Regions from separate parts of the Homo sapiens genome. Here region 1 is linked to region 2. The links are chromatin contacts, found by Hi-C in ENCODE. All regions are on one chromosome and are shown on one strand. The core of a region is the stretch at or near the end of the contact, and the rest is flanking DNA. Distances in the headings are between cores, read along the strand shown. Region 1 holds the start of SLC26A1 (solute carrier family 26 member 1). Region 2 holds the start of TMEM271 (transmembrane protein 271).

Region 1 (6,284 bases), core at 3,683-6,182, 420 kb before region 2:
GTCTGGACACCTCAACGCCTCCCTTCTGGTCCTCCCATGGTGTACAAGATCAAGGCAGAGCCTTGGCAGGAGTCTACAGCCTTTGGGTGTGGGCTCCTGCTCCGCCCCGCCTCTGCTGGTCCCCACCTGCTCCTGTACCCCGGGCTGGGTGTCCAGCAGGAGCAGCAGGAGTCCCTGGGGTCCACCCCACCCGGCCCCTACCACCTCTCCTCCCCTCCATCCAAAGGACACACTGGTAGCAAAGAAGTATAACTTAAGAGGCACTTGGATAAGAATTAAATGCCCAGAAGGTGCATTCCAAAGTCCCACGGAGTTGGAGTAGCGGGGCACGGTGACCTGGAGGAAAGTGAAGACCCAGCTGGGCTTCAGGTTTTCTCTGCAGAACCCCAAGGCGATAGCCCGGCAGCCCCTGACCCTAGCGGGGGGAGCCCCAGCATCAGAGATGTCCCTGGCCTGACACCCAAGGCGCCTCTGAGTGTCATCTGGCAGGGCCAGCCTCGCAGCGAGGGGAGCCCGGGACAGGGATCCCCGCCCCCAGGCCCAGGAACCCCGGGGTCAGTCCACAGGCCCGAGGGCCCACCCTCCGCCTGGCCCCCATTGGGAGGGGCCTTGAGAGACCGACGCTGGGGAGGGGACTGGGCCGGCGAGATGGAGCGCGCAGCCCACCCCCAGGGCCGGAGACGCAGACGAGCCACCGCCCAGCCCGGGAACGGAAGCCGCGGGGGCGCGTCAGCCCTTGTAGACCCCGCGCGGGGTGTCGCTGGGGCCGCGGCGGCCGCACAACGGGCTCATTCACCGCGCGGCCGCGGCTGAGCGGCCGCCCGGGTCCCCACGTCCCCGCCCCTGGGCCCGAGCGCGTGAGCCGCTAAGACCGCGCGGCTGCCGGGCCTGGTGAGTGCGCGGGGCGGGGCCGCGCGTGCATGGGGGTTCGCAGGCGGTGGGGGGAGACCGCGCGGGGTGGGGAGCAGGGCCGCGCTCTCCTGAGGGTGGGGGTGGGAGTGCGGGGCAGGGGCGGAGGCCGGGCCCGCTGGGCTGGGGGCGCGGGGCGGGTACAGACCCGCCTCTTGGGAGAACCTGCATCTGTGGCCGGGACGAAGGGGACACAGGTGCTAGAGGGTGCGGGCCGGGGCCTCCTCTTCTCCAGACCTCGGAGCTCGCCCACCCGCGGGAGGGTCTCTGGGAATAAACTCGGGTCCGGTCTCAAAGCCCTGTCGGCCGGGCTTCTTCCCACGGGTGGGAGGCAAGGATGCAAGGTCTCCTTTCCCAGTAAATGGACTCCAATGTAAAACGGCTGATTTAAAGACAAAACTAAGGAAGTAAGCGTGTGACACAAGACTGGCCAGGGGTTCAGGCGGGAGGGGGGTTCAGGAGGGAGGCGGATTCAGGCAGGTCCCAGTTGCTGGGGCCCCCACGCCCCCTGTCCTGCGTGGGCCAAGCGGGGAAGGAAGGAGGTGTTGGCAGCCCTGCGCGTGCACAGGCTCGGGGTAGAATGGGCTACCCACTCTCTCTGGCCAGCAAGGCCCCTGGACCCCCTGGGCACTCAGCCTCTGGGCCTGGCCACAGGACAGCACCAGCCACTGCCTCAATGCTCAGAGAAACTGAGGCAGAGACACGTGGGAGGGGGCAGGTCAGGCCCCAAGGATCCTGCAGTGATGACCTCACCTACTTTAGACACCCAGCCTAGGTGGGGACTAAAAGGGCATAAGGCCCAATGCCTGCAGAAGACCTGAGGCCAGGCCCCTGCAGTGCGGCTGAGGCTGTTCCTGAACTACGCTCACCTGCCTAAAACCTCACCACAGGTCCCCATAAGCCAGCCTCTGGAAACCTCCACCACCTTTCCTGAGGGGGGAAGGGCCACCTCCCACTCCAGGTTTTTCTGTGGCCCCAGGTGGCACTGCCCACCCCACCCTGCATGCAGGCGTCTGCACCAGGTGCCCCACCCCTGCTGTAGCACCCAGGTCCTCCCTGCCTCCTTTAGGGAGACCTTGAGGGAACAACCCCAGCCCCCTGGGTCTCCCCAGTTCTCCAACAACCCTGCTGGTGGCTGCACCCAGAGGGGCCCTTATCTGTCCCAGGGAGGGACCTGAGGCCCTGCGTGACTGCCTTACCCCACCCACTGGCCAACCGCTTCTTACAGCACAGCTCCCAACTGCTGAGCAAACAGCTGCTTCCCAGGGACCACTGGGGCCCAGGTTGGGCTGGGGTGGAAGCAAGGGCTCAGACTCTGGAGGACAGGGCAGGGGCTTCGAGGAGAAATCAGACTTGGAGAGGGCATCCCAGGTGGAGGCTATGGGGGTATGAGACCCTGGAGCCTGTTCAGCTCTGCCCGAATCTCACACTCAGGGGTACGAGACCCCAGAGCGTTCAGCCCTGCCCGCATCTCACACTCTGGGGTACGAGACCCTGGAGCATTCAGCCCTGTCCACATCTCACACTTAGGATGTCTCCTACTCTCTGGCCATCCCAACTACATTCCACTCCCATTTCACCTCCAAATGGGGGCACTGCAGCCCAGTCTTCCCTGGGCTCACCCAGGGCTGTGGGGAACTAGCAGCGCTTGGCAGACGGCTTCCACAAGGAGGTACCTTTGGTGGGGTGAGTGTCCAGGGTCTCCTCCCTCCGGGGCTGTGCCCCATCAATGTCAGTGTCCTCGTCTTGGGGAAATGGAGCCCCGGCACATCAGCTGGTTCTGCGAGACCCTCGGCTTCAATCCCACATGGACAGGAGAAGTAGAGCCTGTGGCTTCTGTTCCCCGGACAGAGTCAGGCTGCCCAAGGTGCCAGGGCCGGGTTGGCCTTCCAGCCCCACCCGAGGGACCCACCGCAGCCTCCTGGCCTCCCTTGGGATGGGAGAGCACTGAGGGCTGCAGCCCCTCGTTACACTCACCCTCCGGCCACAGGTGCCCCGTGCAGGCTCCCACCCAGTACTCACTGTCAAAGTCGGGGGGACCTGAGGCTCCCAAGGAATTTTTTTTTTTTTTTTGAGACAGAACTGGCCGGGCACGGTGGCTCACGCCTGTAATCCCAGCACTTTGGGAGGCCGAGGCGGGTGGATCACAAGGTCAGGAGTTCAAGACTAGCCTGACCAACATAGTGAAACCCTGTCTCTACTAAAAATACAAAAATTAGCCGGGCGTGGTGGCACACGCCTGTAGTCCCAACTACTCAGGCGGCTGAGGCAGGAGAATCGCTTGAACCCGGGAGGCAGAGGCTGCAGTGAGCCGAGATTGTGCCACTGCACTCCAGCCTGGGCAACAGAGCGAGACTCCATCTCAAAAAAAAAAAAAAAAGACTTGTAGGCTGGAGTGAAGCGCTACAAACATACCTCACTGCAGCCTGGACCTCCAGGGCTCAAGCAATCCTCCTACCTTAGCTTCCCAAAGTGCTGGGCCAATGACAGCGTTTGTTTTTGAGACGGGCTCTTGCTCTGTGGCCTAGGATAGGGTGCAGTGGCCTAATCATACCTCATGGCAGCCTCAAACTCCTGGGCTCAAGCCATGCTCCCACCTGAGCCGCTTGAGTAGCTGGGATACAGGCACACACCACCACACCCAGCTAATTTTTTACTTTTAATTTTTTAAAGGTTGGGGGGCAGGGGGCGGCCGGGTGCAGTGGCTCAAGCCTGTAATCCCAGCACTTTGGGAGGCCGAGGTGGGTGGATCACGAGGTCAGGAGATCAAGACCATCCTGGCTAACATGGTGAAACCCCGTCTCTACTAAAAATACAAAAAATTAGCCGGGCGTGGTGGCGGGTGCCTGTAGTCCCAGCTACTCGGGAGGCTGAGGCAGGAGAATCACTTGAACCCGGGAGACAGAGCTTGCAGTGAGCCGAGATCATGCCACTGTACTCCAGCCTGGGCAACAGAGCGAAACTCCGTCTCAAAAAAAAAAAAATTAGCCGGGCGCGGTGGCGGGCGCCTGTAGTCCCAGCTACTCAGGAGGCTGAGGCAGGAGAATGGCGTGAACCCAGGAGGCAGAGCTTCCAGTGAGCCGAGATCACACCACTGCATTCCGGCCTGGGTGACAGAGCAAGACTCCGCCTCAAAAAAAAAAAAAGAAAAGGTGGGGGGCGTCTCACTATGTTGACCAGGCTGGTCTTGAACTGCTGGCCTTAAGCGATCCTCCTGTCTAGGCCTCCCAAAGTGTTGGAATTACAGGAGTGAACCATCGTGCCTGGCTAATAATTCCTTTTAAAAAGCAGCTTACCCTTATTTTCACGTGTGGGCCTAATTTAGTTCACTTAAAAAAATCATTTATCTTCACCCCAGCCCTATGAGGCAGGCACTGCCGGTCCTGGTCTGTGGTAGAGGGGAGGGCAGAGGAGCCGTGAGGGTGACCAGGCGCTGTGGGTCGGTGCTGGGTCCAGTCAGACCAGGACTCCTGGCCAGTCACGGCACCTTGACCCCGGCAGTCCTCGCCCTGGGCGGTGAGCACCACACACAGGGCTTACGCGAGCACACACGCATATGCACGCACCGGCAGCCTTGGGCTGAGCCGGCTGTCAGCCTCTGCCCTGCTCCAGCTTGGACCAGGCTGGCTCCTTGCAGGACCAGGAGGGTGTCCGGCGACTGGACACGGAGACCAAGCCTCCCTCAGCCCCGCCTGGGTTTGAAGGCTGCTGCACTCGACCCCAGACCCCAGAGCTGAAGGTTTACCTGTGCTCAGCCCCTGAGCCCCCGCCTCCCGCTGGTCCCTAAGCCCCCCCGGCAGGGCCGCAGAGCCACAGCTGCAGCGGCTCCTGGGAGGCTGGGAGCTCCTCAGAGGCCCACACAGCTCTAACTCCTACAAGCCCCTGATTACAGTTCAACTCCCGGATCAGCCGATCAGGTAACATGGCTGGAGAAACCCATGACTCAGCAATCTGTAGGTAAATAATTGAACTACAGAGTCCAGGGCACAGACCACTGCCTGCAGGTTGGCGCCACCACCCCCACTCTCCCCGCTGCTCGCGGGAGCCAGAGGGCCCTGCGGTCCTCGGTGGTCTTGCCAGCCCCTCGTCATCCCAGGGCCCTCCGCGCCTGTGAGGACTCCCTCAGGTAAGAACCATCCTGGGCCCAGATCTCAGCTGCAGCAGAGGGGGGCGTGGGAGCCGAGGCCAGAAATGCCCTGGACTCGTGGTTTCTTAGGGGCACCCTCAGGCTCAAGGCAGGTGGCCCTACTGTCCCCATTCCACACACCTGGACCCCAGGGGCTTGGGGTGGGCTTCAGGGCATCCAGGGACCCAGTGTGGTGGGGTCTTCCAGGGAAGGGGACACAACTCTTGCAATGTTGCCTGAGGGCCAGGACCCCCGCTCTGTGCCCCAGGGGTGCTGTGCCCAGCCTGCATGTGTCAACCTACCAGGCTGGGCTCACTGCCCCAACACACCCGCCAGGAGACTGGAGCTCGCACACCCTGGGCCAGCGTGCAAACAGCAGGCTCAGCCCAGGCTCCAGGGTGTCCTGGGCACCTGGTGTCCTGGGAGCAAAGTCTTTGCCTAACGTCGCTGAGAAGAATGTTTAAAGTGAAAGTACATTGGAGTCTGCAAACAGGACAGACCCGAGGCCTCACGTGGGACCAGTCAGGCCTCTAAGCACCGCCTCCCTAACGCCACGGTGTTTTCCGAGATCAAGGGAAAGGTCAGGTGCCCTTCCGGCTCTGCCGGCCCAGGGTGACTGTGTGCAGCGGGCTGGGCCCTCTCGGTGCTGCCTCGGGACAGTGTGTCATGGCCGTTCCACAGTGAGCTGGTGCAGCCTGGGAAAAAGGGCGCCTCACGTCCCAGAACTGTCTGGGCAGGGGAGACAGACGCCAGTCACCCTCCTCCCCTCCCAGCTGGCCCTGATGGGGCCCCCGTCCAGGCATATTCTCAGAATTCTGTCCCAAGTCCAGGCGGATGGGCTAGGCTAGTGTCTGAGTGCTGCTCCCCCAGCAGACTTGGGGTCCCAGTACCCACAAAGCTTGGCAGGGACATAGGAGGCCTCTTCCTGAGACTTCCGCCAGCCCCAGGACCCACAGGGCAGGTGACAGAGGGGTGGGTGGAGGTGTCTCCAGGAGAGCAGGCGATGGTTTGGATGGGGGAGGGAGGGCTCTGGTGTGGGCATGGGGTGGACAGCAGGACCGTTTGCCAACCTGGGGAGCCAGGGAGGTGGACACGGAGCAGCTGGACTCAGGCTTGCCTGCACCTGTGTCCAGTGACTGTGACATTCTGACGGTAGGCACATGTGCGTGGTGGCAGCCCAGCCTGTTCCTGCCCCGTTGGGGAGGTGAGCTTCAGGAGGCTACAGGGTGGTTTTCAGCCAGGAACCGCA
Region 2 (5,604 bases), core at 1,133-3,632:
GACACACCCCAGGCTGCAGGAGGTGACTGTGCAGAGGCCCGGTGGCAGGAGCAAGCCGCCAGTGGGATGGAGGCCTCTAGAAAGGGGCCAGGGAGGCTGGAGGCCAGACTGGGGAGAAATTCTGCAGGACTGACCTGCCTCCTATGGGATCTCTGATGGCAGAAACCCCTCCAAGCTGTTTTTCCCTGCCCTAAGAGGGCACAGCCCCATCCTTCCACCCTCACCCTTTAGGGAGGCAGGAGGATGAGGCCCCATCCGTTCACTTCCTCCTCCAAAGCCTAATCATCGTGGCTGCAGCAGCCTTGCTGCATTGGGAATGGAGAGGCCGCTCCGCCCTCACTGGAGGGGGCTGCAAACCTCGTTTCCCTGGAAACTGAAATAATCAGTGGAAGTCAGCTCATGGTAAGTCTGCTTGCGCGCGTGGGTGCCACAATTATTACACAAGCTGATTTACACACTGTCCTTTGAAAACCTATGCACCATAAATGCAAAGGAAGGGTCACTATTCCTGTTCTGGAGAGTCATCGTGCAGGAGATACAGGACCGTTCGCGAGGTTCTAAAATCTGCACTCTCTGCTAAAAATACAGTGAAACATGCTCGTCCTCCTCGCAGCGATAGCAGTTGAAGTAAATCCCACGCAGATGTCCAGGAGCGCATGAAGGGCCTTCACATAGATTCACATGGGCAGATGGCTTCCGAGAAAGGTAGGCGACAGGACCGCGCCCGCGCTGCCTGGATGGAGTCTGTGGGTGCAGCTTCCTTCAGACAGAGCCTCTGGGGTCTCTGTCCGGGCCCACCGGGCACCACGGGACACACTGCGCCCTTCAAGGGCATGAAGCTGTGCGCTCTGGATGACGGCTCCACAGGCCAGAACTTGCTAAGGCTGGTGACAGGGACGGAGGTGCGTTCTCAGGGCGTCCCTCCACCTCCCCCGGCGCCCGGAGCGCGTTCCCTGCTGCAGCCACCGAATCCGGCGCAAAGTTATTTAACGCTGCAATTAGCCGGCAGGGTGAGTCATCGGCTCCCCAGCCTCTTGCCGCCGCAGCAGAAACGAACTGGAAGGGACCAGGGGTGCAGGCCCAGCTGCTCGGCCGAGGGCCTTCCGGAGACGCTCCCATCCCCCCAACCAAGGGGCCGAGGCGAGCTCCTCTCAGGAAGAGGCTGGAGGGCCCAGAGAGGCCGAAGAGGTGACCTTCCCCCACCCCACGCACCCAGCCGCCCCACGCCTTCCTCTCACCCACCTCGAATCGTCAGGGTAGGAATGAGGCGGAGGAATTCGCCGCCCTCGTCCCCCTCACTCAGGCCGTGAACCGCCTTCTGATGAATTAATTCACGTGCACCCGCGTCTGGGGAAAATTCCTGTCTGATGCAGACGAGCTTTGCAGACTAAAACCAAACGAGACTCATCCTAGGTTCTAAGACGTCGTCTCCAGCTTGACTCAAATGGCTGGTCCTAAAAGTCAGCGCCCCTACTCATCCCCCGAACCGCGGGCACACGCTCACGGCACACCCCGCACACACGCGCGCGCACACACATGCACACACCACACACGCACCCACAAGCAACACACCGCACACGCGCACACGTCAGCACTTCCCAGAGACCCTGATCGTCCCCATCCCTTGAACAACCCCCTCCCCCCACAGCACCCAGGCTCACTCCTCCCTTACCCCCAGCTCCCGGCCCCTCCCCCTCCCTCCCCGGGCTCCTTCCCACCCCCCCCCAGCTCCCGGCCCCTCCCCCTCCCTCCCCGGGCTCCTTCCCACCCCCCCCAGCTCCCGGCCCCTCCCCCTCCCTCCCCGGGCTCCTTTCCCCCCCACCCCAGCACCCGGGCTCTCCTCCTTTCCTCCCTCCTTTCCCAGGCTCCCCCTTTCCCCTTCTCCTTACCCAGGCTCTCCCCCATACCCACTCACCCCTAGCACACAAGCTCCCCTCTCCCCCTCTCCCTGCATCCCCATAACTTCCACAGGCTTCCCGGCCGCTGGCAGGCGGGTGGGCGGGAAGTGCGGCCCAGACCCAGTGGATAGAGAGGGGAGAGAGGGGAGCGCAGACGCAGGGGCGCCGAGCGGTGGGGAGCGCTGAGGGTGGGGCCCAGGGGGTCCGGGAGAGCCAGCTGGGGGTGGAGAGCTGCGTTTCCGCAGCGGCCCGCGCCGGATAGGGGCGCGGATAGGGAGGGAAGGCGGAGAGACGCGGCCAGGGGCCCCCGCTCCGGGAGGAGGAAGCGGAGGGGCGTCCCGGGGGTGGCGGGGGCTGCCGGGGGCGGGGAAGGGCGGCGCCAGGGCGAGGCGCGCGGGGCCGCGGGCGGGGTGGGGGGTTGGGGGGGAACGAGCCTCCTGGGAGGGGCCCCGCGGGCTGGGGAGGGGGCGCGCGCCCTGCGGTCTCTGCGCCGCATCGGTTCCCGGCGCGGGGTCGCGGCGGCGGCGGCGGCGGCGGCGGCGGCGGGAGGCGGAGGATGCGGGCTCCGGCGGCGGCGGCGCGGGCCCGGGAGGACGCGGGAGGATGAGGAGGAGGCCGGCGGTCCGGCCGCGCGGCGCCGGGAGGAGGCGCAGGCGGCGGGGGCGGCGGCGGGCGGCGGCGGGCGCGCGGGGTGCGGGCCGGCTCGGGCGCGGAGGATGAAGTGGAGCGTCCGCGGGGCCTGCGCCGCGCTCTCCTCCTGCCTCCTGCTCGCCTGCGCGCTCAGCGCCGCCGCCGTCGGCCTCAAGTGCTTCTCGTTGGGCTCGGAGCTGCGCGGGGAGCCGTTCCGCCTGGGGGCCGCCGCCGGCGCCTTCTACTCCGGGCTGCTGCTGGCCGCCGGCCTCTCACTGCTCGGCGCCGCCCTGCTCTGCTGCGGACCCCGGGACGCGCCCCTCGCGGGGTCGGAACCGGGCCCGGGTTTGGGGGTCCCCGCGGCGCCGGCAGGCGCTCCCGAGGCCACGCCGGGCGAGTCGGGGGCCGCGGCCGGGGCCCCGGGGCCGGTGAGCAGCCAGAACCTGCTTCTGCTCGGCGTCCTGGTCTTCATGCTCGGGGTCCTCAGCGCATTCGCGGGCGCCGTGATCGACGGCGACACCGTGTCCCTGGTGGAGCGCAAGTACTCGCACTACTGCCTGCCCCCGCGGGCGCCAGGTTCGAGCCCCGGCTCGGCCCCGGGCTCAACCCCCGGCTCGGCCCCGGGCTCGGCCCCCGGCTCGGCGCCGGGCTCGGCCCCCGGCGCCCCGCGCGCTCGCAGCACCCTGGACAGCGCCACGTCCGCCAAGTGCCGCCAGCTGAAGGACTACCAGCGCGGCCTGGTGCTCTCCACCGTCTTCAACTCGCTTGAGTGCCTGCTGGGCCTGCTCAGCCTCCTGCTCGTCAAGAACTACAAGTCGTCGCAGGCCCGGCGCGGTCGGCGCGGCAGGCGGAGGGGAGGCCGGGCCCTGGCGCGGCCCCGCGGCGGCTCCGGGCTCCGCGCGCAGCCGCCCGCCTCTCGGGCGCGCCGGGGCCGGCGGGGCCGGCGGGGGCGGCGGCTGCAGCAGCGGCCGAGCGAGGCCTCCATCCTGTCCCCGGAGGAGTCGGACCTGGCCGCCCCCGGGGACTGCGCGGGCTTCGCGGCGCACCACGCGGTCTCCTACATCAACGTAGGCGTCCTCCACGCGCTGGACGAGGCGGGCGCGGAGGTGCGCTGCGGGGGGCACCCGTCGGTGGAGCTGCCGGGGTACGCGCCCTCGGACCCCGACCTCAACGCCTCCTACCCCTACTGCTGCCGGCCGCCCTGCGAGACGCCGCGGCCCTGGGAGACCCATCGGGCCTGCTGATCCCGCGGGCCGGACCCCCATCCCGCGGACCGCGCTTGCGTTCCACCCACCCCGCCCCGCTCAGGACCCCCGCGGCAAGGGAGGACGGGCAGCGGGGCGGGGTCCAGGGCCAGGCCTCAGGGGCGCCGCCTCTTCCACGTGGCTTTGCAGCCTCCGGCCTGGCCCCCTCTGCGGGCTCCGTGACCACAGGAGGGGGCCCCTGATGTGACCATTTCTGTATCTGGGAGGTTTCTCTTCTTATTTGTGTCGTTCATATCTGGATTCCATTTTCAAGTTTACAATAAATGTTTGGGCTTGGCTAGCCCGACTGCACTTTTCTTGGCAAGTCCAAACCCTGGGGCTGCTCTGCCTGGTGGTCCGAGGCGAGGGGGACAGAGCGAGCGCCCCAGGACGGCGACTTCCCACGGAGGAAGAGCAGACAGAGACGCAGAGCAGCTGGTAATTCAGAAAGAAGAAGTGAGAACACCCAACAGCAACACTTTGTACACGGATGTGCCTGCTTTTGTTGATACTTTCTTACTGTAAAGCTCTCCATAAATAGTGAAAATGTTTGGTAAATTTATTGCAATTTAAAATTGGTGAGTTCCTTTATTAAATTAATTGCTATGTTATTGGAGAATATTCATCAAATTGGAATTAGAGGATGTCTACGCACAAGTCAGTGTGGGGGGAAATGGTTTCATTTGGTCGGACAAATGTTGAGTTTGAACAGTTGTATTCTGCTAGCTAGTTGACTGAATCCAGCCTCTTTCTAAAGCTAACTTTCTGTGTGTGTAGAGACCCTGATGCCACATCCCATACATTTCTTTTTTCTTTTCTTTTTTTTTTTTTGGAAACTGGTTGTGTGGTTTCGACTGCAAAGCAGATCTTATTTTTGATTAATACATATGAACAATTTAATCCTATTTCGGAAAATCAGTCATAGTTTTTCTGGCATAGATAATTTTCCTGTTGATTATTTCATTAATCTGGTAATTTTGAGTATGATAGCATTTCATTTCAAATATACCCCGTAATCGCCTTAATTGATGTGAAGGTCATACTTTTAAATGATGAGGCTATGTGTGTGTGTGTTTTCACACATGATATGAAATGAGTTCCATATGCTCGTGGAGTGTGTTTCCATCTGTCTGCTGGGCTGGCTGGGAGCCAGTCCGGCTCCAAGTCTTGGGAAAAGGTGATCGGACTCCCACATGCTGGAATTGTGGCATCAGGCTGGTAGCTGCTGACCCTGAGCAGCTGGGAGCAGAGCCACAGCCTGGTGGGAAAGATGAGTACCTCCTGCCGTGGGACTGGGGAGGCAGCCAGTGCTCTGCGGGGTGAGTGCCAGCACAGAGCAGTTAGGAGAGAGAAGCTACAGAAACCACGTGTAATATCTGTATTGTGTATGGAAGTCTACTTATAGCTGTGAAAAAGTAGCCAAATTTAAGGATGGAGCATAGTTTTCAGGTGCAGGCTCTGGAGTGAGGCCTCTCCTCAGCTCCTAGTTGCCCAAAGCTGGAGCTCCCTATACCCCTGGTGACCAAGGCCCCCATCCCTGCTGGCTTCTGGCTGGGCTTCCCTGCTACTGCAGAGGCCACAAGAGGCAGGAGGCTCCAGCCCCATTTCCATGATGGGAAGTGAAACCTGTCACCATTCAGGGGGCTGATCTCCAGAGCTGGCAAACCTTCCCCTGCTGATGCCTGCTCAGTTACTGCGAAGCTTGGGGATCTGGTCAAAGATGCCATGGGCCAGTGTCCTCTCCTTGCTATGTGGATGCTGCTGGAGGACAAAGAATCACAGCCAATTTACTAGGTTTTCATCCACAGGCTTCTTCAGATAGTGGCTCATAA

What was found. A loop is a pair of places that touch in the nucleus more often than their neighbours do.
Region 1: a map with no recorded cell type shows a loop between it and region 2 (6-fold over the local background). The contact joins the promoter of SLC26A1 here to the promoter of TMEM271 in region 2. A Hi-C loop is called at or near these places in 1 of 37 single-sample maps with no recorded cell type.

Annotation. Positions count from the first base shown.
Region 1 is chr4:992,052-998,335 of GRCh38, reverse strand. It overlaps SLC26A1 (solute carrier family 26 member 1), which reads left to right and starts at 4,932. Exons shown (of 3, transcript NM_022042.4): 1 at 4,932-5,035. The region is part of intron 2 of IDUA (alpha-L-iduronidase); the gene reads right to left. RefSeq lists enhancers at 3,972-4,783, 4,784-5,595.
Region 2 is chr4:573,073-578,676 of GRCh38, reverse strand. It overlaps TMEM271 (transmembrane protein 271), which reads left to right and starts at 2,382. Exons shown (of 1, transcript NM_001362796.2): 1 at 2,382-4,797. The coding sequence starts at 2,615. The coding sequence ends at 3,772. It overlaps LOC105374338 (a long non-coding RNA gene), which reads right to left and starts at 1,509. Exons shown (of 3, transcript NR_148199.1): 1 at 358-1,509. RefSeq lists enhancers at 3,034-3,727, 4,100-4,189.